Linked DNA regions of Homo sapiens: all the other regions are linked to region 1. A link is a contact called in ENCODE Hi-C or POLR2A ChIA-PET data. All regions are on one chromosome and are shown on one strand. Each heading gives the region's core, a stretch centred on a gene start or an enhancer-like site at or near the end of the contact. The rest is flanking DNA. Distances are from core to core; before and after follow the strand shown.

Region 1 (5,641 bases), core at 1,346-3,845:
TCACCTGCTACCATTGCCAGGCAGCTCCTGTGAGAAAACAGATATGCTCAGAAACACACACACGCACAAGCACATGCTCCAAAACAATTTTTTAAACAACATAATGCTTCCCTGGCACTTCCCCAAGTCCACTGCTCTAGGAATCGCTGACCTCGGGCAGGTCTACGTCACTACTTTTTCTAAAGAAATCGCTGCCCATGTACAACAAAGAGCAACTTCCATTGAGCATTTGGGGAGCTCTTGAAGCGACTTCCTTTTTTCCTTCTCTCTCTTTATAGACGCGATGTGGAGTAGGGAGCAGGTGGTACACCCTTGTGGGAAAACAGGTACAGAGACTGTGGGGGGCAGACAGGGACAAAAGAGAGAGAGACACTGCCTTCTGCTTATTTTGTGTGGTATAGGAAGAAAATATTTAAACGTTTCTACTTTAGATACAGTCTGGCTTCCAATTCCAGTTCTATCATTTTCTAGCAACATAAATTTGGGCAAGTTGCTCAGCCCCTCTGAGCTTTAATCTCCTCCTTAGCAAAATGGCTCTGGTGACACACCCTTCCTTGCGTTGTGAGTGTGTAAGGCAGGTATGGTACCAGGCGCCGAGATAAACATTCATCTAACAGTCCCTTCCTCTTTTACCTTTTGTTTGTTTGTTTTTACTTTGGCACCATTTATGAAGGTCCAAAATAAATCCCTTTTTTATTTGTTTGGTTGTTTGTTTGTTTTGCCTTCTAAATCCTGAGTCTCATCTACAAAGTGGAAAAAAAAAAAAGGCTGTGAATTTCCATAATGTAAGTTTCGTTTTCTATGACTCGATTATGGCAAGTGATGTATAAAGGCTGAGTGGAGTGACAAGGAGGGGCACAGAGAAGAGGGAGGACAAACTTTACACCAGCAAATCCAACAATCGGCCCCTTTTGAAAAATCATTAGCAGCCTGCTGGAAGCTCCAAGTCTCCCAGATTTGGGATATGAGAGAGTAACAACATGAATCTAGAAAATGTGGTGCCTTTCGTGCATAGATTTGAATTAGAGAATTCTTGGTCAGTTTTGCATATGAAGTTGGGGAGAAGGCGTGGGCGGCGCAAAGAAAAACAGAGAAACACCTCCCCCTGCTGCCTGGATGGCGAATAGCAGCAAAGATGCAAAAAAAAAAAAAAAAATTCCATGGTCATATAAAAACCCTCAGCCTATTCCGAGGGTTTGCAAAGGATTCACTATGTGCAGGCAGCTGAATTTTATGGAATGCATTTTCCTATCCTAAGTTACCTTCAAAGGTCATAAAAAATGATCTTAGGACATTATTACAATGATGATGCTTTCCACTGGGCATGTTGTTATTTGTTTCTTGAACAGGAAATATATTAGCGTAACTTTTAAATTAAAATGATATAAAAGTTATAATTGAAAAGTCTTGTTTCTGACTGCCTTACGTATACCTAGCTACTTTTATTAGCTTTTCATATAAATATAAGTAAATGTGACTAATGTAGTCTTCTTTTTTTCCTTCTTACACAATAATTAGCTGTTTGACACTCTTCCGGATATTGTTTTTGTCACTTAACAACATAACTTGGTGATCCTCCCAGAGCCGAAAAGCTCTCCCAGATATGTTTCAGGGCAGCGTAACCTTCCTTGTTCTTCCTTCACTGAGCATGTTATATGTGGAAAGAACACATCCCCACTTGGGGAAACCAGATAAATTGTTTAAATTATTGCAAATGTGAATGATTTTAATGTAGAAATAACCTTTTTCATTCCACATTAATCACAAATACTGTTCACAACCCTTCGTAATAAACTTGTCTCCTGCTTATTTTTTTTTTTCTGGTATTCCTTGTGATTAGAATCTCTCGCCTTGGTATCCGCTGTGTTCAAGAGCAGAACAGAGCTTTGAACTTTACAGGCTAGTGCTCAGAATTAAAAGTGCTTAATGCCACCAAGATTTCTATTAAAAAACCCAGGGTAAAGGAAAAAGCCTTTTGCTTCAGCTGAAATGTTCTTGTAAAGGGCAAAATGGAAAATACAAACACCACTGCCGTTTGCTGGTTGGATACCACAGCCATCGGCACCTCCTGGAAATGGCAAGCCCATGAGTTCCTGATGGAAGCCAAGGTTAGTCTTATTGCATTTGAGAGAGTTAGAAAAGTGTCTTTCAGTGTGGACAGAGAGCCAGCAAGATTGTGAAGGTCAAAGAAAAATCCAATTATCCATAGCAAACACTGACCATACAATTAAATTACACCAGTCAGGAAAGCATCTGATCTTCTGCAACGGACTTCTTCCAGCAAATTTACCCTTGAATCAGTCTGGGCCATTCATTGGCAGCCAGCTGATCAGTTTCCTTCTGCTGCCCTGCATCCTGCAACATGTCTGTAGCAGATGTATCACTGCCCACCTACATCCCCTTGGCCCACCCCAGAGGTCACCTGCAGCTGCAGTGGTCAACTCCCAAGCACGCAGACATCTCAGCATCAAGAACCTGCTTCTCTCTGCCCAAGGGCTTTTTCTGGCCATAGAAGTATCCCCTGCACAGTCCAGATATGCAGGCTGGACAGAAGTTCCAGGGAGCTACCATTCCCAAGAGCAAGCCTCAAGCAATGCCTGGGAGATAAACACCCAGCTCCCTTGCTTGCCCCTTGCCTTGCTGGGGCAATGCCAAAGTGTGTGGTGCCCATACTCTCAGAGGGACACCAGTGCGACTGAGCCCCAGGTGGGACCTACTCATTAACATGCTGTTTATTGGCTTTTCTCTCTTCCCTACTGTCTCATCATTTTTCTGGGATTGACTCCTGTGAGAGCCTTGATCCAGTCAAGAGACAGAAACTACACAGTAAGTTCAACAGGACAAGTGTAACACAGAGTCATTAACTACAATGAAGAGTATAGATATAAGGAAACTCTACAAAGCAACCTAGAGCTACGAGGGAGAACTTAGGAAAAGACGAACTTGAGAAGGATTCAGACCTCTTGGGAAACGGTGAGGTTCAGCCCACGAGACAGCAGAGAAGTTAGCTGCTTTGGCTAGGCTGGAGCCGGCCTGGAATTGCTGGGAACCTCCAGGTGCAGCCAGCCTCCGTTGTGCACGCAGGGGGCGCCAATCAGCAACTGATGGTGAGGGATGGAGCCCGGGAGCTGGCGGGGGCTGCAGGAGGCTGCAGAAGGAGCGGAGCGGCTACTCAACGCCTGACCCTGCCAGCTAAGTGCAGCTGCACACAGGCCGAGCAGAAGCTTGCAAAGGGAGGCTGAGTCCCGGACCCAAGTGTAGCAAGCAGGGAAAGGGAGGGTAGGGCACCGGTAAGGGCAGGAGCCCTTCGGAGGCTCACTCTGTGCTGGGGAGCTCTGCTTTCCATGTCAAGAAGCCTGCACAAAAATTATCACCAAGCCGGGGCTGCAAAGTCACAGAAGGACCAGTTCCACCCGCTGTCCTCGTCCACCCACACTACTGAGCCGCGGTCCCCGCACAACCGGCGGAAACCCTCCTCCAGCTGCGGTGTCCTCCGGCGCCCTCTACTGAGGAAGCCTAGCATCGCGCGCACTTAAAGGAGACGGGCTCAAAGGCACGCCTTCGTTAGTCCCAGAGCATAAATTAATAAAGGGTCCATTCAGAGCTGAGAGGCACAAAAAAAAATTTTTTAAAAAGATAAATACACCTCCAAAGTCCCACTTGCACTCAAACCCTTGTCTCAGGATCTGCTTTTGAAAGAACCCAAATCACGACAATGTCAGACAGAGATGTGATTTTTGTTGACAAAAAGAGTCAGACTCTAAAATATTTAAAGAGATTTATTCTGAGCCAAATATGAGTCACTAATGGCCCATGACATAACCTTCAGGAGATCCTGAGAACATGACCCCAAGGTGATTGGGGCGTCACCTAGATGTATACATTTTAGGGAGACGTGAGACTTCAATTAAATACATTTAAGACATACATTGTTTCAGTCCAGAAAAGGGAAAGTGGGGAGGTCTGCTTCCAGTTGTAGGTAGATTTAAAATTTGTCTGATTTGTCAATTGGTTGAAAGAGTTACTATCTCTAGAAAGAAATGTCTCGGTTACAATAAGAAGTTGTGGAAACCAAGGTTTTATCACGCAGATGAAGCCTCCAGGTAGCAGGCTTCAGAGAGAATAGAATGTAAATGTTTCTTATCAGACTTAAGGTCTGTGTTGATGTTAAATGCTGGCCACGTTTCCTGAATTCCTAAAGAGAGTAGGGTATAACGAGACATGTCTGACACCCCTTCCCGTCATGGCCTGAACCAGTTTTTCAGGTTAACTTTGGAGTGCCCTGGCCAAGAAGGGGTCCATTCAGATGCTTGGAGGGGCTCTAGAATTTTATTTTTTGTTAATATTTTAATCTTGGCTCTGTATGACCTCAAGAAAGGGTTTTATCAGCTTAGAGTCTCCACTTTCTCATCTGCAAGATGGAGGTGATAATAAACAGTCCACCTCACAGGGACTATTCTTGAGAGAATGAAACAAAATAGACCACCTGCTATGCACTTGGTACAAAATAAGTGCTCAAAATAAGTGCTCAATATCACCTCCCTTCCTCCTTTTCAAACCAAATCAAAGCCCCAAAGTTTCTTCTTCCTTTCTTTAAGTAAGAGTCAAGGTATGAGAATGCTCCAAGCTACTCTGCTCAAGACATTTTTCCCTTAAATTTGGCCCAGGCCATCTTGGAGGAAAATGGAGAGATTAGAAGGAGGCCTTGACCTGAAAAGGAATGATTTGAAGTATTGGAAACAAATGATAAACAAGTATTTCTCTACAGAGGAAAAAGTTCCAGTATAGAAGTTCTCTAGGATATGACAATTTCTGTTGGCACTTAAATGAATGAGCTTTAAAGGGAGGAATAGCAGTGTGATAATTGCTACCATTAATTAAGAGTTCACTATGTGCCAAGAATTCAAAGTCATAACCTCTCTTAGTCCTCATAACAATTCTTTAAGGTAAATGCTATTTTTAATCTCATTTATGCAAATGATGAAACAGAGGCTCGAAAAGATGAAGCAGTTTTCCCAAGGTCAGAGCCAGGATTTGATCCCAAGCCTACTTGACTCTAATCCTTGGCTTCAATTGCTATGGTGGATACAACTGGGATTTAGCCTAAGAAGTCAGAAGTCTGCGGTCCTGGTCCAGTCTTTATGTTTAAATCCCTATGTTTTCCAGAGAGTAATTCTTCCCTCCCCAAAGGGATGATTCCTTCAACTGTAAAATGAGAGAGCTGAGTTAGAATCAGGGTTTTTGTAGGGGTGGCACCACACCCAAGGATATTTTGGAAAAGTGTGGGGATAGTTGGTGCTATGATGAGAGGGCACTCAATGGTATTTCATGGTTGAGGACCAAGGTGAGTAAATGCCCTACATGTCCCAGAAAATATCTGTGTAGTTGAAAAAGTTATGTGAATGTAGAACCTTGCTCCATTTTACATCTAAAAACAAAACATTCTTATACCATTTTAATATCCAATGAATTTTCCAGAGTCAATTGAAGAAAGATTGTACTTTATTTTATGATAAATTTTACCAGGAGTTGGTCACTATTTGGTAAATCATATCACCAACAACAGTGCAAAACATGATATGCATTAGCAGAACATCGCCTCTCACTTTGCATTTGTACTGATTATCGATATAGTCACAAA
Region 2 (5,641 bases), core at 2,013-4,512, 370 kb before region 1:
CACCACCTCCTGAGTTCACAGCCACTCAGATTAGAAGGGCAAGGACACACAAAAAAATAGATATACATGAAAGAACTACACTTTCTTTCATTTCACACCCACCACCATTTTATGGTATTAGTTAGCTGCTTTACTAGGAACATATTTGTTGTTACCTTATGGCAGGTAATTTAGATAGATGTGGATACCAGTCCTGGGTACATCAAAAGGAGATTTGCTTATCCTAACCCTAAATTCCCTCACCGTACAGTTGATATGACAGCATGGAAAGGGACAGCAATTTCAGCGTTGCAGCTACTCTTACCTTAAGAATGGAGACTTTCTCAATGAGGCACCTAAAAGCTGTTGTAAGGAAAGAGACCATATCTTCTCACTGTGAAACTGCCTAGGCTAGAACACCTGCCCCCAGGGAAGGCTTCCTTCTGGTTTGTACATTTGTTCAGCTGGACGTGCAGCCTTAGCACATTCCTGAGTCAAATCATCTGGCAAACCTACCAAATCCTGAGCCCCGAGGGGCTAATGAAGACCAAGAACTCTAGTATGGCCAACTCAAGCCTCTGTATTTCTCAGGTGGGGTTAAGGGTAAGTCTAGTGAGGTGCCTTCACTGGAACATTAAGGAAGTAGCTGCCTACCCTCAGGTTATGTAGCTACCTACCCTTCCTTACATTTTATACTCTAGATGCCTCATTCATCTTACCCTAGTCTATGCCTGATCTTTCCCCAGGTTTCTAATGTTCCATTCCTAGAGTCACACCTCTTACTGCATCATCCCTTACTGCTTTGGCAGGAAGCTGCTGATACACCATTTTCCTTATTCAGAATCTCTCTTCCTCACCAAAATGTTCAGATAAGCTTTCAGTAGTTTAACCCACAACTTAAGCAAAGTTCCTTTTCTTCTCTTAAGCTATCAGGGCTGGTACTATTTACTGGATAGAAGTGTCTTTCGGTCTTTTGGTTTATGACTTCAGAGCTTTCTGTGGCAAAAGGTGAAATACTCACTTGTGGTCCCAGGAGCATATACATCAGAGACAAGTTTAGCATGAGGGCGTTTCTCTCAATCTTTTTTTCATTATCACAGTCATCTTCTGGGCCAGATCCATAACACATGTATTCTCAATGAAGGCAATATCCCATAGGAGCTTTATAGATTTTGTTTCTGTCCCACCTGACCCATGAAATTTTAATACTACAGACATACTATATATCTGTTTATGTTGTCAGGTAGAGTTCAGCTTTGGAACACTAAAAACTATGATAATGCTTAAAGATTATTTTTACTAATTTTTACTACCCTAAGAATCACTTTTAGTGGTGATTTTGCCACCATCCAGAATGCATATATTTAGGAGTTGGCCCAGGAAGATGGTAGCCAGACTCTCTCTATGGGCTGTGGATCTCCTCCCACAAAGGAGACAGATTTACTCTTGGTTGACCACGGTCTCAGGGGTTAAGTTAATAGGTTAAGAGAACTGAAACATCAAGGAAGTGTCAGGAGGAGTACCGGCCTTCACTTTCTTCCACTGTCCCCCAGTCTCCCAGTTCCATGTGGGAGTTTCTCTGCTTTATCTCCCCACAAGTCATAGGGGGTGCTTAGCCACTGGTCCACATTTCTTTCTTGGTGTAGCTAATCCACCAAGAATTTGCAAGCCTTGGGGATTCAGTCGCCCATTTCCTTTCTTTCCAGATCAGTCATGAGGTGATAATTCCACTCGCCTGTGTCTGCCAAATGGACCTAAACTTCAGTTCAATTGGAATGGCCTTAAATGTATACTCAAGGAAGAGGATATTAACACACTTACCTGGCTAGAGCTCTAAAGCCATTAGCCAATCATTTAGTGATAATTTGATCCCTATCTTTCTCATGTTTTATTTTCTCATGTGGTTTTAAATCCAGGAGTGGAAAAATAGGTTGTTATTTCTATGAACCCTAACACTCTAGCACCTAGGGTTTTCACATAGGTTGTGGGCCTCTGAGAGAACACACCATTTGTCCTAGAACCTAGTATAATATATTGCAGATAGTAAATTTTGTTGAATATTTGTTGGATGCTTGACAGAAAGCTTAATGAATCAAATATTTCTTTGACCTGCCATTCAAACCTTTTTATTCCAGTCTTGACTCTGGGATAAATTATCTGTGTGCTCTTTAATAGATCTTTTCCTCTTCCTGGGTCCTTGGTTTCTCCATGTGAAAAATGAAGAGCAGCTTTGTCTACATGTTCTGAAGATCCTTTCAGCTCTGCCATTCTAGGATGCTGGAACACAGATGCATAGATGTAATGCTACTGAAATGTTTAAAGGGATAGGGTAGCAGGCAAGGAAAGAAATCTCATGATATTTCCTTGGACCTAAACCATAATTTCTCACTGGAGTAATGCTGCTTCTTCTCAGTTTCTCAGGATCTGGGTGACAGCTGTTCAACCTTTTCCAATAATCCTGTAGCAACTAAGAGAAGAAAACAAGGTAGGAGGGAGAGGATGAACAAGAGAGGGAGGGGAGGGGAGAAAATGAGGCAATAAACACAGAGATGATCAGAGAGAGGCAGGAACAGAGGGTCGTAGGGAGTCAGAGAGAGGCATAGAATGAAACGGAGGAGAGAGTCAGAGAGTGAAACACCGACATAGAATCACAGAGAATTCGAGAGACATAAACAAAGGAGGAACACGCACAGAAACACAGGCAAGGAAAAGGAAAAGGAGAGACAGAAAAACAGAGCTAAAATAAAATAGAAGCAAAAGAGAGCCACAGAAAGAATTAGAAATAGACACAGGCAAAGAAATTCAGAGATAGAGACAAACAGGAGAGAAAGTCTTCGGGGCTGATGACTAGACACAGGTGCAGAGATTTCCAGGGTGGAAAAGGACAAAAAGAGTTATTTGTATCACTTTTCCAAACAATCACCATTACTAGATTTTTCCCCTCTCAGGTAGCATGGGTTGGGAGGGAGCCTTGGGCCCCTCCTGTCTCTCTCCTCCTCTAATGCTCTGCGTATGCACAAAAGACAAAGTTATTTGAATCCTGAGTGTCATTAAATGCTCTCTTGCCTTCATTTACAACGTGCTAGAACATAATGTTCCTCGGGAGATTTCGTGTAGGAGAGAGTCCCCGCAGCCAAGAATAGCAGGGGCTGCCAGTCGTCCTCTTGAAACCATAGCGCAGCTCAGAGTGGGAGTACGTTCACACTTCAACTTCATGCGTTTGCAACTTCAGTTTAATAGGCCCAGCAGGGCCAGCACCAAACAAATCCACCCCTGGCCCAGAAGCAACCCCACCCCCGGCTGAGCTCCTAAGAAAGCACTTGCTTAAAATGTGATACCCGAAGCCTGGTGAAGACTCCACATACTACAGATGTTTGTTGATTCTTGGATTTCCTTCGGGGAGCCTATGAGCTCCTTGAGAACAGAGGGATTTATTTATTCATCTCAGCTTTTTTGAACTTCAGGCTCTCACAATTTGAATGGTACCTTCAGTCAATTGCCTCAAGTTGTGGCTCAGCATCCACATCAGTCCACGCATTGCCATGCTTCTCTTTGTTTGCTTTTTTAATCCCACATTTTTCACCAACATTTCTTTTCCCTTCGGTCACTCAGGCATCCATTTTCATTTCTGTTTCGTGCATGTCTTTTCCAAACCACCCTCCATACGTTGAATTTCAGACATGTGCCTCCAGGAACATGGGCTGTACTGCTCTGCATGTACCATCTCATTCTTACCTAAGTGACATTGCAGTCTGCCTTTCATGCTACCTTGTACTCATGGCATTTCTGTTTTAAAAGCATCTTGCATGGTGCTTGCCACTTAGTAAGTGCTCCACAAGTATTTTGAATAAAGTCATGAATTTCAACATCTATATATCACTCTTCTTTACAACAGTATATGACCACTGCATATGGTTTACACACAGGGCTTCAGTGCTTTCTACAAGTGGGAAGGCATAAATTCCCCTTTTTACTTTCCAAGCTTATTCAAAGAAGGCTTGAATCATCCTGGGAACTCCAAGGGTAAAGTGGAATGACCATTGGAATAGGAATCTGGAGATCTGAGTTGGTATTCTCAAGTCTACACATTTGTTACTTGAGAGATCTCGATTTCATTATTTCTAAAATATGGACAGCAAAATCTACCTTGCTAACTTCTCATGGTGGTCAAATGTGCTAAAAGGTGGAAAGGTTTTGGTAAATGGCAAGAACTTAACCCTCCACCCTTATATTAGGTTATTTATACTATCATTAACTTAGAGGTCAATAAAAATGTGTTCATGTTAGGCTCCATGGGGAATAGTGCCTGGCCGCATAGTAGAAATTTAATCTTTATTGAATGGAGAAATGATCTTGGTCCTCTTTGATAACTTTCTCTCATTTATTTTCTACATTCTAATACCTAGCTTCCTGCTATTCAGCTTTGTCTTCTTTTTCAAGCTAGACTCACGTCCTTGAGGTAGAAGACTGAAGAGTCACCATCTTTCTCATGACCTTCATTGCTCGATTGGATATGGGAGGTACTTCACCTCTGATTGCATGAATATCACTGTCTCTAGAATTCAAGTTCTTTGGGGGATTTTGACCACAATATCTTCCTTAATTCACACTCACATTTTTACATCAAATCAATGACCAAAAAAAAAAAAAAAATCTCTGTGCAACAGGTCATGAGAAAGGAAGAAATTGATATCAGAGTTGGCACCGGAGATTTAAAAGGCAATGCTCTGCTCTGAAGTCTTGGAGAGGTAGGAGAAGCAGGTGTTACAGGCCTAGCACCAAAAGGAAGGGATACAGTTGAAGCCACTTGACCAATCTCCGTCCCACCTAAATATTCCTTTCCAGTACTTTCGAACCCATGCCTGAGGTTCAGGGGTCAGTCCCTTACAATATCAAAGGAGATCAGCAATGCCCCACCTGTGGGGATGAAGAAGCTTTCTTTATATCTACAAAATTCCCAAGGAGAAGCAGCACTGTTTTTGTTTCCTCTGAACACTTCCCCTGAAATACCCTGCAAATAAAAACAGCTTTGAAATTCAGGCTCCGTTTAAGTTCAAATTTCCAAACCTTCGCTGTTAATCCTTTTTTAATTGACGTGGAATGTATCCTCAATTATTAACAGAAAGTGTACTTGTTGGAGTCTAATTAAATGCCCTAATCACATTCCTACCATTAAAAATGGTTTTAGGTTTTTGTTGTTTTTTTCTTTTAATGAGCTATTTACTCTGCTGATAACTATAGTGTGGCCAAAAGGGGAGATTCAAAAAGAGCTCCACATACTCAAAATGAAATAGCTTTGTTATTAATAAAAATAATAACCTCATGTACAGCAGGGGGTGGTAAGAAAGCCTAAATTTATGGCTGCTGTGTTGAATGCGCAAATGTCACTTCCTTAAAGAGGGAAAATTAGTTTTTAAGCCTGGTTTAGCAGCCAGAATCTCTGGCTGTCTGCATAATATTGGATTTTTCAAGGCTTCTATGATGCCCTGGGGTGGGCTGTTTTGCATGCAAATTGCAAATTATATAATGTTAAAGATGTTATTTAAGGAAAAAATGAAGACTGAGTTCTCATTCTTTTTTTATTCATTCTCCTTTCCAACCTTTCTTATCCTTCAACTTTATCTGACATTTATTGAGTACCTACTGTGTCTTAGGTGCTCTT
Region 3 (5,641 bases), core at 1,189-3,688, 330 kb before region 1:
GCTGAAGCACAAGGCATCTGACCTCGTCAGGAGCCCTCGGGTTTTGCCAGCACTCTGCTTTTTTTCTGCACGCAGCCTTCAGTGGAAAAATACTGCCCAGACTCTGTGAATTATTAATCTCATCATGACATCAAATACCTACTAGATAAAAAGAACAAGTGGCCCTACAATAAGGATCTTAGGGAAAACCAGAAGCTGAAGATAGTTGGCCACAATCAGAATTTTTCTGCTACCCTCTGGGGTGGGAGACAATCTCATTCATTCTCAGCACTCCATACACAGAACTCTCAAGAGGCATCAGTTTAAAATGCTTCTGTTTGGAGGGGCTCAGGGAGCTGATAGAGAAGAAAAGCCTTTAAATTACTCTCAGCTTTCAGCTGATGATGCCACACTAACTTTAAATGAGTTTGTGTTTTGAGTTCATGAGAACTGGAGTACAAGAAGGAGTTCAAGGTCTTTCAGTTTTCTGTTTTCCCTTCATGGACCAGGCAAGGAATCTGGCTAGATCAAAATCTACTGGAGGGTAGGAAATTATTGACACATGGAAAATTCCAGGAGTAAAAGATCCATAGGAAATACATCTGTCATATTTCACATTACTTGGCAAGGCTTTGAACCAAATTTTTAGTAAGGCTAACCTCTGAGAGAATAGATTTAAGTCAGAGAGAGAAAATGACAGATAGGAAGATCATTGCTCAAGAGATTCGAGCTCTGGAGCTTTGAGCTTTCATTCAGAAAGCACTTACTGAACACAGTTGTGCTGCAGTATACACACATACCAACCAGTGAAAAACCATCTACCATTTCTGCAATACCCAGTATCTGTCAGGCACTCTGCCAGGTGGTTTATTCATCATATCTAATTTACCCTCACTACAACCAAAGGATATATAGTTTTATGCCCCTTTTGCTTTTTTTTTTTTTTTTGATGTTGATGGACACTGATAAAGTATGCATTTATTAAGGCCACAAGAGTTGAAATTCAAACCCAGATTTGTCTGGATTTCAATCCCCTAAGAAACATGTAATTGGCAGCAGAGCACAATGAGCAAACAGCTAATGCCAATGCAACACACATGTGGAAAGACAAAATCTGTAATAGCCGGAGAGTATCTGTAGCCAAAACATGCAGAAAAGTAACAGGGTGAAAACTGGCTTGTCCAGGACAGAAGGGTTTCTCAGGGTGCAAAAATGTTAATGCTAATACCAGGGCATTCCAGGACAAACTGGGACAGTTAGTCACCCCACAGGTAAATGAGGGGCAGCTCCTGAAAGAGAATTTGTGTGAAGGTGAGAAATTTGACCTTCATCCTAGGAAAAAAAAGATGACTGATCTGGACAGATGATTGTTCTAGAAAGGAGAAGATATTAGGGAGAGAACACTGGATGCTGAGCGAATCATGGATTAGTGAGAAGAGTGGCTAGGAGGCTTGGAATAGAGGAGAAAGACGAAAAAGTAGACTAATGAAGCCAAATAAATTATACATTTCCCAAGTGAAATCTAATCAAGACAGAAGTTTGTATTTTACACTGACTAAATAGACTAAAATATTTTAGCATATAATGTAGTATTTACCTCGTATAAGCTGAATCGTGTCAACAATAAAAATATGTTGAGGTCCTAGTCCCCAGTACCTCAGATGCGACCATTTTTGGAAATTGGGCTGTTGCAGATGTAATTAGTTAAGATGAGCTCATGCCTAGTGCCCTTATAAGATGGCATGTGAAGACAGAGACACATGGGGAGATCTCCGTGTCACAACAAGAGCAGAGACTGGAGTTAAGCAGCTGCAAACCCAGGAATGCCAACGATTGCCAGCAAACCACCGGAAGCTAGAAAGAGGCAAGGAAAAACTCTCCTACAAGTTTCAGAGGGAGCGTGGCCCTGCCAATGCCTTGATTTAGGACCTCTGGCCTTGAGTACTGTGAGACATTTCATTTTTGTTGTCTTAAGATGCCCACTTTATGGTACTTTGTTACAGCTGCCCTAGGAAACTAACGCACTAGCCAAACTCTATCCAAACATGGTTTTATCACAAAAAGACAGGATGGAGCTAGCAATAATAGGAACACTGCTGAGAAACCTCTAGGAAGTAGGCATCAAGCCGAGTGCTTTCTTAGGAGTTTATGGGTGGGCTGTCTCAATGGTCCTCTAATAACCCAGGTCATCAGTAAGAAACAGAGACTCAGAAAGAGGCTGCAGCTCGCCCACTGCTACCCAGCTAGGAAGTGGCGACCCAGGGCTTAGACTCATGTCTCTCTGACTTCAGAAACAGATTATTCATTTCTCCACCCTTGGATTTCCTAAAAGGAGAGGCAAGGCAGCCAAGGCAGAAGGCCAGATAAAACTGAAAAGCCTGGCAGAGCTCTGAGCAATTCACAAACATGAGAAAACACAACCTTGAGGGCTCTGGGGTTGGGGTGGTGAGAGGACAGCTGGAAGAAAGGCTTCTTACCCCACAGCTCTGAGTCACGCAAATGTGATCCGCATCCATATCAGCAGGACTTGCTTCTCATCTTCCCTTTGGGCTCTACAGCTCAGGGGGAGGCAAATATCAAGCAATGCTCAGGGAGAATTGAGAGTAAGGAAATCTTTTCAGAAGCCTCTAGGGCCTTTACTTTCCTAAAGTTAATTACTTTCTGGATGAACATCTGATTAGAAATATCATTTGCAAGCCCCACCTGCCGCGGATGTCTCCTGTTTTCAAAGTGGATATTCAAAGAATGTTAAAATCCTAATATATATCTTCATCTCCCATGGAAAACAGAACAGTGATTATTTTGAGCCTCGGGAAGTTGGGATCCAGTCAAGGAATTCATCATTACCCTTATGCAATCTAGGAGATGGGGAACAGATCGGGTGAGAAATCTCAAAGGAAAACATGCCGCCTGCAAAATTAGCCTGAGTCATTGCTCCAAGTGAGAGGCTGTGTTGAAATCAGGAATAATTCTTTAAATTTCAACCCATGACCCTGACAATGAGATTGTTGTCTTTGGAAATGAACCAGTATGTCTTTGTCTGTGTGTGGCAGATGCACTTGCTGAAATATTCATATACAGTGGAAAGGCATAGGGTCGGCAGCCAGAAAACGAGGTTTTGGTCTCTCCTGTGTGACTTACGTAAGTCACATTCCTTTCTCAGTCTCAGTTTCCTCATCAATGAAATAAACTTTTTTATTCTGATGTGATTACCTCTTCCTGGCTACTCCTTCTCTGTTCCTCCCTCCCTCATCCCATTTCTCTTCCTTCTAAACTTCCCACTTCCTATTGCCATGATAATGAAAGAGTATAAGTCGAGTTGATGCATGGGCTTGGAAAAGACACTGGAAGGGGCTTTGCAATGCTACGCAGAGCTCTAGGTGAGTAAATGAAGGAAAAGACAAGGAGGTTAAAATTGTGTTATTGCAAAATGTATTCATTCATTTATCCAGTCATTCATTTCACTAGAAACCCATTATGTATCTCAGTCAAGCACTAGACCTTAAGGCTAAGAGAGTAAGAGTAAAATATCATTCCTGGCCACTAGGAACACACAGTCCTAGTAATAAGAGAGAGAAATGAGTCGCTAAAAATAATTGGATGTTATATACAAGAAAACACTCAAGGTACAATTGAAGCAGGTATTAGAGGAACTTATCCAGTCATTTTATGTGGTAGAAAGCTTCCCAGAGGAAGTAAATCTGGGGAAGAGAGTAGGACAGAGAATACTCTAGAAAGAAGGAACCCAGGACATAGGCAGAAGTTCAGGTAGTTAAGTACATCTGCAATTCAAAGCTCTAAGACATGTGGCAGAAGCAGCAAACAGCGTCAAATGACAGAGAGACTCATGCGGGTTGTTTTTGTGTGTGTGTGTTTGTTTTCAGTTTTTTGAGACAGGTCTCACTGTGTCACTCAGGCTGGAGTGCAGTGGCACAAACATCGCTCACTGCAGCCTCAACCTCCTGGGCTCAAGGGATTCCCCCAGCCTCAGCCTCCAAAGTAGCTGGGACCACAGGCACATGACACCACACCTGACTAAATTTTTTCTTTTTTTAAGAGATGGGGTCTCACTATGCTGCCCAGGATGCTCTAAAACTTCTGGGCTTAATGAATCCTCCCTTCTCAGCCTCCAAAAGAGCTAGGAGGCATAAGCCACTGCACATGGCTCATAGACCTTGTTAAGGAAAACAATTGACTTATCAGTCATGGTCTGCATGAAGATGGCCATAACCTCTTTCCTGGTGCTGGCATATCTAACAGTGAGCCCATCACTCTCATATCCCCATGGCTGAAAGGCATCACTTGTAATAGTAACAAGAGCCATTGTGTGACGCTCCAGAGAACTTGAACCAAAGGTTAAAAACTACAGAAAAGCAGAAACTTTTAATAGCCAGTGCTATTCAATTGGAAGTAACAATAAATTCTCCATGAATGATTGTTCTGCCACTCTCTGGAAAGATAGAATAGTTAGGCAACCTAAGCTTAATTTGTATTCACGGTAAACCTTAATCTACATTCACTTTTCCTCCCAGTGGACATCAGTTGAGTCATCTATAAAAGAGCAAACAAGACCAAATTGGTATTATTTCTGAGTTTTCACCAAAAAAATTTTTTTCTTCTCCACTTACCCCACCATGGGTCTCTCTACTAGACAAATTATACTCATCAAGTAATAATTGTTTAACTTTATATTTGAGTTGTACAAACCAAACAGTGCTGTGATTTAACTAGATATTTCTGAATATTGAAAACAGCTGGAAGTCGACTATTTGGAGACTCAAGATTGGCAACATCCAGAGAAAATAATCTCCAAGGCCTCCTGCAGCAATGACAGTCTGTGACGTCAGAGATTAGAGAGACAAAAAAAGAAAAAAAAGAGTAATTGTAACCTTGAAAGATTTTGAAGACAGGCTCTGAGTAGAGAAAGCAAAGGTGAATGGAAATCTCAGGGAGAAGAAAAAGCCTTTCGAAGGGAGGTAGTCGAGAACAGTCTGGAATTAAAGGGATGCACAGAATAAAGTGGGTGAAGCTTGGGATGCATGAATGTGCAGGTCTGCCTTAGAAATAGACTTTGATTACGGACATGTGCTTTAGCACTCTCGGACTCCTTTCGTTTTCTGTATATTCAACGAATGACCCTCAGCTTTAAAGCACTGTTGCAACAATTAAGTGAAATATTTTATGTAAAGCTATTAACTATGCCTTGTACACAGTAGGTTTCCAAAAAATAGTAGTAATCATAAGAATGACAATGATGCTTTAATCAAGATGTTCAGATACCAGGAGCACTTTAATTTGTTTACTGTGCAAAAAGATGCCAGCCTATATTGCTCTAGTGACAGTTAGATGACTTTAGAAGCAGCCTAGGGATAGTGTGTCATTGTCATTGTAGATAATAAAAGCAGAATTGAGAGGAGAATTAATAAGGAAAGCAGACAAATCCAAAATGCTAGGCCATCATCCGTCTGGACTGCATCAATGCAGGGAATAAACGGATGACGTAAGTGTCTATTTCTAACTCTCCCTCTCTCTCTCTCAGAATGCTGAGTGTTTTCAGTCTGGCTTTTGCTTTTAGAGCTCCCAACACACCTGGACTCCAAACAGCATTTTTTAAAAACCTGTTGTTGGCCTGAATTCCTAAAGCAACTGTGTGTATGATAAT
Region 4 (5,641 bases), core at 1,186-3,685, 310 kb before region 1:
ACGATGAAAAAGTTCTGGAGATTGGTTGCACAACAACGGAAATATACTTTATCCTAGTCAACTGTACACTAAAAAAGCGTCAAGATGGTACATTTTCTATTATATGTATTTTACCACAGGCAAGAATAAAGTTAAAATAGAAAACAAAAATGGAGGATCCTATATCCTCTCTCCATCTCTGCAGCATAGATTCCACAACCTACTCAGTAGTTTTGTGTCTGCATTTTGCTTGCACTCACTCTTGTTTCTTAAAGTTATAGGAGAACATTTCTTCCTCTCTGCATGATCCTTCCTTGGCCATTGCAATAGGAATGTTCATCCTCTCCTTGTCCTTTCCACTTCTCACGAGGAGGTGAGGCTTGTCTTACTAGGACAGGACAACACATCTCTTCCTTTCTTCTTTCCCTCTCCCTTTCTGGAGCCCAAACTCTGTGTCTTCTCTAATTCCCACCTTTGTCTTCATCAGGGTCACATGTGAGCTGTCTTCTGCATCCTGCCCCCGTGGGATATGCTTTTTCCAGGTCCTGCATTGGGTAACGTGGTCCATTTCAGCCGTGGTGCCAAGTTCAACTGTCCAACTGCAGCTTTGCTGGCAATAAAACTGGCTTCCTTAGAATTATTATCTGGTTCCTGGGGCTATTTTTTACTTGGTTCAGAACCCACAGAGAATCAGTCATGATTAGTTATTGCCCTCTCTACCCAAAGGTCCAGAAACAAAGCACTCTTTTTGGTTTTGTATCAACCTTGAAAAACATGAGAAGCAATGGCCTAAATTAATACCCAAATAATATAGTGTGTTCCACCCATTATTCAACAATTATACTGGTAGTTGGTCACTCTCTTAATATGTTTTTCATTTTTTTATCATTTTTTTAAGACAGAATCTCACTCTGTCACTCAGGCTAGAATGCAGTGGTGTGATCTTGGCTCACTGCATCCTCCATCTCCCGGGTTCAAGCAATTCTCCTGCCTCAGCCTCCTGAACAGCTGTGATTACAGGCACCTGCCACCATGCCTGGCTAATTTTTGTATTTTTACTAGAGACAGAGTTTCACCTTGTTGGCCAGGCTGGTCTCGAACTCCTGGCCTCAAGTGATCCACCTGCCTTGGCCTCCCAAAGTGCTGGGATTACAGGCATGAGTCACCATGCCTAGTTTATCTTAGCATGACTTGAAGTTGTCACTTCACTGAGAAGATCTTAGGTTCCCCTTTACAGCTCCAAGCTCTGTGTCAGGTGCAGAGTAAAGCTCATGTCTGTTCATTGATTGATTGATGGTTATTAGAACACAAAAGAGAAAATAATTCTCCAAGGACTGCCCTTTTTGGTCACTTTTACATGGGCTTGGGCAGATGTCACCCTTAGTAGTTGGCAGCATGATAGAGCAAAAAGAATTGGAAACTGGGAATAAGAAATGTCTCATCTAACTGATTTAGATGAATCATTCATTTAAATTTGGTGAATTTAGGCATCAAGTTGTGTGGCAAATTGCTCACCCTTCTGAGTCTCCATTTCCTTGTCTATAAAATTAGGGTCTTTGCATTGATGTCTAAACTCCCTTCTATTTTAAACATACTCTTAATTGTATGACTCAATTGTACTTTCAGCTCTGTATTTAAGAGATTAAAGCAGAAAAAACTCTCCCTTCCCCTCCCACTGCCTCTGGCCTGCAGAAGTGTCCAGCAAGCATTTTCCTTTTTGCAGGCATATGGAGGATCCAGCAGGCTGTTGAACCATGATATCAAATGCCAGTCAGAGGATCCCCCACTGGGTTTTTAAATCAACATGGAATGGTTCTGACCCAGTGTGAGAGCAGCTGAAATTGACAATCCAAGGGTATCTGTGGGAGGTAGCCCAAGGAGCACTCTTGATAACCAAAAGGAACAAACATGTTCCTTTCATCAAACTATCAAAAACAAATCTAAGCCATGGGTTGTTTTTGGAGGAACACCATCCCTCTCTCCTTATTCATCCCCGCATTCCACAGTTCTTCCCTCCCTGGCTCAGCAGCTTGCCACAGGGGGAGTAAGCCGCCGTGGGTTATGAGCTGTCAGGCTCCGCATTTAAATATTACTCACCCAGCTCAGTTGAAGGTACAGGTCAGCCAATAGTATTAAGTTAACTACATTGGGAAATACATTATCTTTTGGGTCACAGGGGTACAATTCAATGAACAGCAACAGGATTTCCTGGTTGATAAATGGTTCCACAAGAGGTTATAGCTTGCCTGCCCTAGAAATAATAGCAATAATCCCCTACATTCATATTCCACTCTAGAGTCTATAGAGGATTTTCACATCCATTATCTCTTAGGACTTTCTCGAGGGAGTCAGCCCAGCTCAGGAGAGAGGGCAGAGCACAGACATCAGCTCTCATGCCTGCTTCCCGGTACACCATGCTATGACTGGGAAGTTCTGTTGCCTCTTGGCGCCTCAGTTCACGAACTATAATCAGGAAATACCAATAATATCTGCCTTGTAGAGGAACCAAGGAGATCAAATGAGGTGATGTTTGTGCATATTAAAAAAATGATGTCATGGAAAAGAATCTATTAGAAGTGCTCTATAGAAGCAAAATTAAAAATCATAAAAATAAGCTTTAATTTATCTGCTAAAACCTTATAAAACTACAAAACCAGTAGAGCTAAAAATCACTTAAAGATATTTCTCTTTTTTTTATTTTGTTTGGCATTCATTTATTGGGTACCTTTGCACAATACCTGTTAAAGCTAATCTCTGCCATCTAGGAACTTGGGACATTAAGATACATATAGATGTAACTACAGCTATGACTTAAGATAGAGACTAGAAATCAGGAAGCAAGGTCAGTCTAGTAAAAGTTACAATGACTGCAACTTATATGATGCCATTAAAGGAATCCTGAGGAATGAAATTATGCTGGACTGCGGCACTGATACAAAAGAGCTATCAATTATCAATGTCCCATAAATACCTATCAATTATCAATGTCCCATTATATGGCAGCTACTAGAAGTACCTCTCTAATCCTGGCCATCACCCTAAAAGATATTATTATCACCGTCATCCCCATATTACAGAAGAGATAATTGAGACTAAGGAAAGTTAACTATCATGTCAGCATATAAAACATCTGAGCCTGGGCTCACAACGTTATCTGTCTGAAGCCAGCGCCTTTGTCTCCTGCCCTGCACTATGCAATTTGCTTTCTTAGAAATCAGAGAAGATGAAACCCCTGATATAAGTTTTTTTAATTTTTTTGTTGGGCCCTGAAAGACTCAGAGAAACAGATTATGAAGTAAGCCATTTCAGGAGGAGGTCACAGCATGAATAAAATGAATAAATTATGAAAAAATATCTTTGGAGATATTGAGGTGTCCAGTGTGCCTAAAGAGGTGTTTGGCAATGGGCTATTCATTACTAGAAATTCTAACCACCTTTTGAGCTCAGATCTCCTAAAGACCAAGTGAACAGATGACTTCCAATGATTCCTTCCTCAAAAAATGCCCAGGCCCTTGCCTCTGTAACCCTCCCTGTAATCATTACAATCACTCTGTTGCTTCCGCTTGTCCCCATCTGCTCCAGACCAATCCCCAGTGCAAGTTCCATATTTACAATAAGTACTTGATTGTTTACTAAATGGTGAATGACACTGTCCTATGCTACACTAGCCTGCTGGTTTGGTTTGATTTCCATCTCCACTTCTAGGGTAGAAATAGGAAGCTCAAATGCCAATATTGGCAGACCGCCGCCACCATGACATCCCACTGAAAATATCAAATGGAGTTTTGTGCTTCCAAGCTAACATATACTGGGGACAAGCTGATTTTTCCTTTTTTTTTTTTTCTTGACATTGACATTTCTTTCTTTTTTTATGTTGACACTGATTCCCAAAAGATAACTTAGTATGTAACATCCATGCTTGATAGGGTGCAATTATGGAACATTCAACAGAGAAGGACAAATGAGGTAATGCATGACAAGGACAAGTGGGACAGGGGCTCCAACAAATAGTAGATATAGTTGGTCCTTGAACAACATGGAGGTTAGGGGCACTGACTCCAAAACCCTGCACAGTCCAGCATCCACATGCAAATTTTGTCTCCCCAAAGACTTAAATACTAATAGCCTTCTATTAACCAGAAGCCTTGTCAATAACATAAACAGTCCATTAACACATATTTTGTATGTTATATGTATTAATATACTGTATCCTTATAATAAAGTAAACTAGAGAAAAGAAAATATTATTAAGAAAATCATAAAGAAAAAATGTTTACTATTTACTAAGTGGAAGTGGATCATCATAAAGGTCTTCATCCTCATCGTCTCCATGTTGAGTAGGCTGAAAAGGAGGAAGAGGAGGGGTTGGTCTTTGCTGTCTCGGGGTGGCAGAGGCAGAAGAAAATCTGCCTATACCTGGACCCACACAGCTCAAATCTCTGTTGCTCAAGGGTCAATTGTATAGGCAATACCTATACCTCCTTTTCTACTCCAAAAAAAAAAAAAAAAAAAAAAAGCCCTATCAATAAGAGGAGTCAATGGCATCCATTTTTATCAGTTTAGAGTATCCTGGCTATAAAACAGGTGAAATAGACTCTGCCTAACTTAACGGAAACATTCCTGGAGTTCAGAAAATTAAAGAAAGATTTGGATAACCAGGCTTTGGACAATACATGAACCAGAGATACTCTGAGCATTGGTTCATTCATTTGCTTGTCCATTCCACAAGTATTTTTGAGTGCCTGCATTACCTGGAATTGCTCTAGGTACTAAAAATGTACCACATCCAGTGGTGATGGATGTGGTTGCAAAAACTAATGAGCACATTTTCAGGACATAACTGCTGTATGCTCAAATTCCAGTGCCTGCCATCACTGTAAGGCTCTGCTCAAGTTTCCGTTCTCATGAAAGAGTCTGAACAAACTAACCTGGATCAGTGCCTACTTCCTTGGCTAGTGTTGGAAGGGCCAGGCGGAGTTCTTGCAGAGAAACTGGATGAACACTCCCACCATGAACACATCCAGAAACAATGAGGAAAGGGTACTTAACCAGAGGAAAATTGTGATGCTTTTACCAAAAAAAAAAGGGGGGGAAAGGGATGCTGAGAAAATAAAAACAATTCTTGTCTACTCTTCTGAGAAGATAGCATAAGATCAGACATGTGAAGATGTTGGCATAGTCCCTAGCACAAAGTAAGCGCTTGATGAATAAACAACAAAAATGATTAAAAATTCATCTACTATGTGATGAGACATCAGAGCATGTGAAGTAATTAATTAGGCTATTGACTATGGCTTTACCTACAAATATATAGTCAACATGTCAGCACTAAGATGTCAGCTTTAAATTATTTATGAAATTTGGAAAAGCATTAATAAAAGTATCTGAAGTGAGGAAAGTGTTGGTCCTGCTTTCCTGGTGCTGGTCAGACTTCAATTTGATTGAACATATAATTAAGCACATATTATATATCAAATCCTTGGAGCAGTGTACACAGATTTTAAGAGGACTCAGCAAACAGGGAACTATGACCACAGCCTGGGTGACAGAGAGAGAGACTGTATCTCAGAAAAAAAAGAGAGAGAGAGAAAATGGATAGTGGTAATAGTTGTACAACATTGTGAATATCCTTAATGCTACTGAATTGTACATTTAAAAATGA
Region 5 (5,641 bases), core at 1,033-3,532, 270 kb before region 1:
ATTTCTGTTTTTTTAATCACTCAGTTTATGACAATTCGTTAAGGAATCTCTCAAAAATGAATACAGCACTTTATTCCTTTCTCGGCACAGCAAAATGAAATTTCAGGGCACCGACAGAGAGGGTTTAACACCCCTTATTCTCTTTCAAAAGAGCTGAAAAAGCACCCAGTTACTATTTATACTACTCCCAGTTCTCTGTCTGAAGATGAGACTTTTCAGTCATGCCAACAGTTCTGGGTTTCAGAACTTAAGGGCACACCATGGAGGGATTGCTGGTGAGTTTAGCTAAAGCTCTGCAGCCCCACAGGGTTTCTGTTCCAAGTAATAGAAGAGAGAAAAGAGAGGCAGAAATTATGAGTACACCTCAATTCCCTCATGTAGAACACTAAGCAGCAGCTTTCTCCCTAAATGTTTCTGTAAAAATATATATTTTAAAACATCATCAGTTGATCTCACGTGCTACCCAGGAGAAGGGAAAATCATGACGTGTAAGTGTTAGAGAGTTTCAACACCTCTCCTTCCCACCAAAAAGGGGACTGTTCTCAGGGGCTTGCCTTCTGAGGGCCCTGTCCCCCTAGACTAGGAGCCTCATGATAGAGGAACAGCCCCTTTTTGTCCTTAAAAAGATCTGGGGATGGGAAGGTTGGAGACAGAAAGGGTCCTCCCAGGATCTGAAAACCTAAAGATTGTCTGCTCCTTTCTCTTTCTACCAAAGTCTTTGAAGACACAGAGAGAAGCTTTCCCTGACTTTCCCATCAGATAATATTCATTGAGGGTTAAATCCTCCAAAAAAGCCCATTCATACACTGACCAGGTTTTAATCATGCCAGATGTGCTGCTCAAAACCACAAGCTTAAAAATGCTTTCAGTTTAACGGGACAGAATAAAATGAACAGAGTATTTTTCAAACCTGCCTAGTTCCAGGACAATTGCTGCCAATCAGCCTCACTCCTTGCAATCTCTTTGGATCCAGCATTGACCTTGGGTCTCTGAGTAACTATTTGCTGACTCTCTACACAGCCTGGTATGTATGTTTTCTTCCCAACAGGGCTACTTGAAAGCCCCCATTTGGCCCAAGTCCAAGTCCCCAAATTCCCTCTGATTAGCTCTTGGCCTTCACCCTACTAAGCATGAGATCTGCTGAGTAGAATGGCTGCTGTACCCATCCTGACTCTGGCAATGGGAGCTTCTGATTTTGCTGAAGAGAGGGAGAGGGTCTCAGGAGAGCAGTTTGGTTCTCCAAAGCTTCAACTTGGATGAAGTCTTCAAGCAATAGTCTTCAAGGAACTGCTCAGAAACAAAGTTCTCTTTCATTGCATCATTTAGATTTTAAGGACAATATGAGCCTCTAAGAGAATTGACTGGGCCAGACTCTAGAGAAATGTTTACATTATCTTGGCTAAACTGTTGGTGGTGGTTAGAAGAAGAAGGAATCAATAAATGAAAAGAGAGAAAAAAGGGGAAAATGACTGGATCTATAGGAGCAGCAGCTATTGCAAATCAGATTTGGAAAAGAGCAAGGAACTACATTTCTATCTTGGAAAAGGGACACTCAGATATCAGTAAGCAATCAGGTCGTGGCCAGTTCAAATATTCTGAAGTGTTCTGATAAGAATTTAATAAGGACCACCTCACACATGCACATGCATGCACACACACACACACACACACACAAACATACCTTTCCCTAACTGAAGCATGCAGTTAGGGAATCTCTGGAGTCCAGAAGATGAGTCAGCCTAAATGACTCAGCAAGGAGGAACCAGCACTGAGGTTGTTGGTGGAAACACAGCTGGAGCAAATGCAGATGGGACTGTGAAGACATTGTGTGAGGGCGAGTGAGGATGTGGCTGGAGTTCCTTAGTAGTGACCATCATCCTGTTACCATAACAATAACATAAACTTCCCAGGAGGAGCCTGAGGCAGGTCGTTTCTGAGCCCAAGTTAAGTTCATCTCCCAAATGGGTTGATAATGGCAACTTTCCTGCCTATTGACGGGACTCTTGGAAAGATTGTATGAGACAATGGTTGCTAAGGAACTTAGAAAAGTACCAATTTCAAACATGTGGAAAGGATTATAGCATTCTCATGACAAGTTCTCCACCACCTACTGAAGGCACAATGCCTGCTTATGGGAAGAAATGGGGCATCAAAAATTTGAGGTGTGGGCTGGGTGAATCAAGGTACTTGCAGAGTGAATCACTGCAAGCTCAGGTGACTTCGTTATGCAACGTCAGGTGAAAATGTATTTGGTGAAATCGGGTGGAATTTCCCTCGAACCTTGGGATTGTAAGCCAGAAGAGCACCCTGTGAAAGCTGAGTCACAGCGGGGTGAGTTAAAGAGCCCTCAAAGAAGAAATCAGAAGAATTGGATCTCATCCCCAGCATGGCAAAGCCTGTGCCTGTGCCATCAGCTCTCTCTGCTTCTGTTTTCTCACTTGTAAAATAAAAGTGTTGTCTCATAATCTTTTCTGCCGGTAATACTTTTTGAGTGTGTGTGTGCACACATGTATGCGTGCAAGGCCCTGCTTTATGCTGATGCAATGCTTTGAAAAACATCAGCTTCTCTTCTACAACATACACTCTGACATCCACTCAGCTCCCCAATCTCTGCAGCTCCAAAGTGTACTCAAAGAGTCAAGAAGTACAGAGACATCATCCTGATTTGCTAAGTCGGGGCAGGGCACCCCTTCCCCCAGACTCCACCTTTATGGGCTATATAAACTTGGGCAAGTTACTCTCTCTGGGCCTCATGTACTTTATTTGTAAAACAAAGATAGTAACTGTACCTAACTACAGACTTGGAATGAGAGTCCAATAAGATACTTCACACAAATCATTCAGCACAATGCGTGAGTCTTTAAAAAGACTAAAACAACATTCTCCCAGCAATAAATATTATCACAATGCTTATTATCAATCCTGCTATTACTGTCATAGTATTGTATATTCCTGTATCAAGATATATCCCTCCAAATTTCAGCTGTGTGTTTACTTAAATGGAGAAATCCATGAAGGCAAGGATTGGGCCTGTCCCATTCTTCACTTTATCCTCCATCCTCTGCTGAATACGTGGCTGGTGGCAGGTGCTCAATATTTGTCCTGTTAGATGAATGAAGGGTGTGAAGTAGAGGTTCTCAACCCTGGCTGCACATCAGAGTCGCCTGGATACATTTAAAATCCTGATGTCCACCCCCATCTCCAGAAATTCTAATTTAATTGATAAAGATTAGAACCCTGGCATTAACAGTTTTTAAAGGGTCCCCAGAGTCTCTAGTTGGCAGGAGGAGGTGAAGCTCACTTGTATAGAGTCTCAAAGATTAGTAACGCCATTGATTTCCAAACTTTTCCTTTTATAATAAAACCATTTTTTTTCCACAACAAAGTCTTAGATTGAAATCTACCTCATAAAAGAGAATGACGCAGCATCCTCTGGTAGAAGTGCTGGAGGTGGGCCCTGGGGCCCTCCATCCAATTGTGTGGGTCCAAGGTGGTCCACAAAGCCCACAAGCCCCTGGAGACACAACTTCCTAGGATTCGAACTGTCCTCTTCTGAGCTCTCAGCGGTATCTTCTCACTGCACTGCACTGCCAGCCTTGCTGACTCCTCACGTAACATGATGCTATCCTCACCCTGAAACTTGGACTAAGACATACCGCAACTGTTTTCCTTTTACAGCCAAATTCAGACACTCAGCTCCCAGTGAAAATCATTCCCAGGCCTTGTGGATTGAGGAGAGAAAAAAACCGCCTAAAATATATAAATAATTCAAGGCTGAGTTTATTCATGATGCTATGTTTTCTCCAGGCAGCAGTTTGTATAATCTCTCTTACACTGCCAGTTGGGCAGCCTCCGTAGCATTTATTACTGCAGACAACCCGTTAGAAGCTGTTTTGATTTACACATCTACATTCTATTACAGAGATAAGTTTAACAGCACACTGCAGTTTCTGCTGCTGACAATGTAGGAGGGGAAAGAAAAAGAAAAAAAAAGACAGTGGAGAAAAGAATAGGAAATTATTTCTGCCATTCCAGAGGACAGCAAGGAAAATGGGCCTGATATTTTAATGACACATTTAATTAGTTATCTGGAACACAGACACACACATACTACACTCACATACAACAACATATGTTTATTGCATCATTATGTCTTCATAAGAGAGCAAATGTTTATTGAACATCTACTAAGTGCCAACTTACTCTATTAGGTCAGAAGGATATATTGGTGAATAAACGAGACAGTTGTTTGTCTGCTTTGTTATTATTGTTTGCTACCACCAAACAATGTTTCCCCAACAACGCTTAGCCCAGCGTTGATACATGATAGATACTCGATGCCTGTTGAGTGAATGAGTGAATTCAAAATGATAAATAAAATGAAGCAATATTGCAACTGTTCAGTTATCTGTCTTCATGGCAATGCTATATAAGATGAACCACACAAAACCTCATGCAACAATAAGCCTTTATTGTTCATGCATCGAGGATGTTAAAGCCGGTTGGCTCTGCTCATCTGTGCTCATCAGCCAAATAGCTCAGAAATGGCTCACAGTCCACTGATCAGTTCAGGCTTCTGCTGGGTCCAGTGGGATGACTCAGCTCTGCTCCATGTGTTTCTCATCCTTCAGCAAGCTACAGCCAGCATGTTCTTATGGCCAGGATGGAGAGACAGAGAGTAAGTGTAATAGAAACACATGGGCCTCTTGAAGTCTAGACTTGGAACTAGGAAACCATGACTTCTTGAAGTGACTTGATAAAACAAATCACAGAGCCAGCCCAGATTCAAGACATGGGTAAAAGAGTCCATCTTTAGCATGAAGATCTGCAAAGTCACATAGCAGAGACAAGGCTAAAGAAATTAAGAATTGAAACCACCTTTGCAATCTGCCACAGGAGCCCAGCAAATTAGACAAAAGGCAGTAATGAAAACCCATTTCTCAAATGAAATCTATTGCCTTTTCCAGTATCCAAGTGTATCCCCACCCAGCCCCTGAACAAGGCTCTTTGGTGAGTTTAGGGAAGATGCAGATATCTCTCTGAGAATAGTTCATTGTGTCCTGAACGTCCTCCCCTCTTTGACCCTAGGTCTTCACCCAGGCCCTACCTGGGGTTGACACCTGACTGTGATCCATTGTCCTTGCTTGCCCTAGTTCTTCCTGCTCCATTTTAACCCATCACGTTAGGAGACAGAATGTGTTTATAGTACAATGATGAGACAGTATTGTAGCTACCATATATTGGGAGCTTACCACGTGTCAGGGCCTGTGCTGAAGAACTTTGCTTACATTATCTCATTTAATTCTTATAATGACTCTATGAGTTAGTTATAATTATCCCTCCTTTACCGCTAAAAAAGAATATTCACAATACTGAAAGAGATTAAATAACTTGTCCAAGGTTTCACAGCTAGTTATTAATCAAGCCAGGTTTCAGCCCTAATTTATCTGAATGCAAAGTCCATGTCCTTAATCACTATGCTATGCTCCCCCTTCCTTAAACCAGTAGTTCTACTTCACTAAACCATTATGCTCACATTGGTAAAGAATTACTTCCTTAAAGCAAAGAGATCATGATATTCTGCCCAGTCCCCTCCTATGAGACACTGGAAAAAAAGGGTTGAAGTTCCCACAACAATTTG

Evidence for each region. Hi-C counts contacts between places; a loop is a spot of excess contacts on that map. ChIA-PET counts read pairs that join two places held with the same protein, here RNA polymerase II (POLR2A). Pooled maps may share reads with other maps.
Region 2: a loop to region 1 is called in a map of Caco-2, with 2.7 times the contacts of the local background. The contact joins the enhancer-like site here to the promoter of LINC01182 in region 1. A Hi-C loop is called at or near these places in 1 of 168 maps with a recorded cell type or tissue (Caco-2) and 3 of 50 pooled maps. POLR2A ChIA-PET finds 5 or more read pairs at or near these places in 1 of 52 experiments (activated CD4-positive, alpha-beta T cell).
Region 3: a map of mammary epithelial cell shows a loop between it and region 1 (6-fold over the local background). The contact joins the enhancer-like site here to the promoter of LINC01182 in region 1. A Hi-C loop is called at or near these places in 8 of 168 maps with a recorded cell type or tissue (Calu3, HCT116, IMR-90 and 5 more), 2 of 37 single-sample maps with no recorded cell type and 15 of 50 pooled maps. POLR2A ChIA-PET finds 5 or more read pairs at or near these places in 3 of 52 experiments (AG04449, MCF 10A and PC-9).
Region 4: a loop to region 1 is called in a map of PC-3, with 8 times the contacts of the local background. The contact joins the enhancer-like site here to the promoter of LINC01182 in region 1. A Hi-C loop is called at or near these places in 7 of 168 maps with a recorded cell type or tissue (HCT116, MCF 10A, PC-3 and 4 more) and 4 of 50 pooled maps. POLR2A ChIA-PET finds 5 or more read pairs at or near these places in 1 of 52 experiments (PC-9).
Region 5: a loop to region 1 is called in a map of mammary epithelial cell, with 16 times the contacts of the local background. The contact joins the enhancer-like site here to the promoter of LINC01182 in region 1. A Hi-C loop is called at or near these places in 4 of 168 maps with a recorded cell type or tissue (IMR-90, MCF 10A, OCI-LY7 and 1 more), 1 of 37 single-sample maps with no recorded cell type and 10 of 50 pooled maps. POLR2A ChIA-PET finds 5 or more read pairs at or near these places in 2 of 52 experiments (BJ and WTC11).

The regions. Positions count from the first base shown.
Region 1 is chr4:13,652,133-13,657,773 of GRCh38, reverse strand. LINC01182 (long intergenic non-protein coding RNA 1182) reads right to left here and starts at 2,595. Exons shown (of 4, transcript NR_121681.1): 1 at 2,423-2,595; 2 at 1-27. RefSeq lists an enhancer at 3,021-3,070.
Region 2 is chr4:14,026,557-14,032,197 of GRCh38, reverse strand. No RefSeq gene overlaps it. Among named protein-coding and RNA genes, the nearest start is that of LINC01085, 83 kb to the left of the region's middle. Within about 2 kb of position 3,262, at least 2 of the 41 ENCODE cell types and tissues checked have a DNase peak (open chromatin) inside an H3K27ac peak, as active enhancers do.
Region 3 is chr4:13,985,873-13,991,513 of GRCh38, reverse strand. No RefSeq gene overlaps it. Among named protein-coding and RNA genes, the nearest start is that of LINC01085, 120 kb to the left of the region's middle. Within about 2 kb of position 2,438, at least 7 of the 41 ENCODE cell types and tissues checked have a DNase peak (open chromatin) inside an H3K27ac peak, as active enhancers do; they include IMR-90, PC-9 and mammary epithelial cell, where a contact is called at or near this core.
Region 4 is chr4:13,963,070-13,968,710 of GRCh38, reverse strand. No RefSeq gene overlaps it. Among named protein-coding and RNA genes, the nearest start is that of LINC01085, 150 kb to the left of the region's middle. Within about 2 kb of position 2,435, at least 2 of the 41 ENCODE cell types and tissues checked have a DNase peak (open chromatin) inside an H3K27ac peak, as active enhancers do; they include PC-3, where a contact is called at or near this core.
Region 5 is chr4:13,917,257-13,922,897 of GRCh38, reverse strand. All of the region lies in intron 3 of LINC01182 (long intergenic non-protein coding RNA 1182), which reads right to left. All of the region lies in intron 3 of LOC107986182 (a long non-coding RNA gene), which reads right to left. Among named protein-coding and RNA genes, the nearest start is that of LINC01085, 190 kb to the left of the region's middle. Within about 2 kb of position 2,282, at least 5 of the 41 ENCODE cell types and tissues checked have a DNase peak (open chromatin) inside an H3K27ac peak, as active enhancers do; they include IMR-90 and mammary epithelial cell, where a contact is called at or near this core.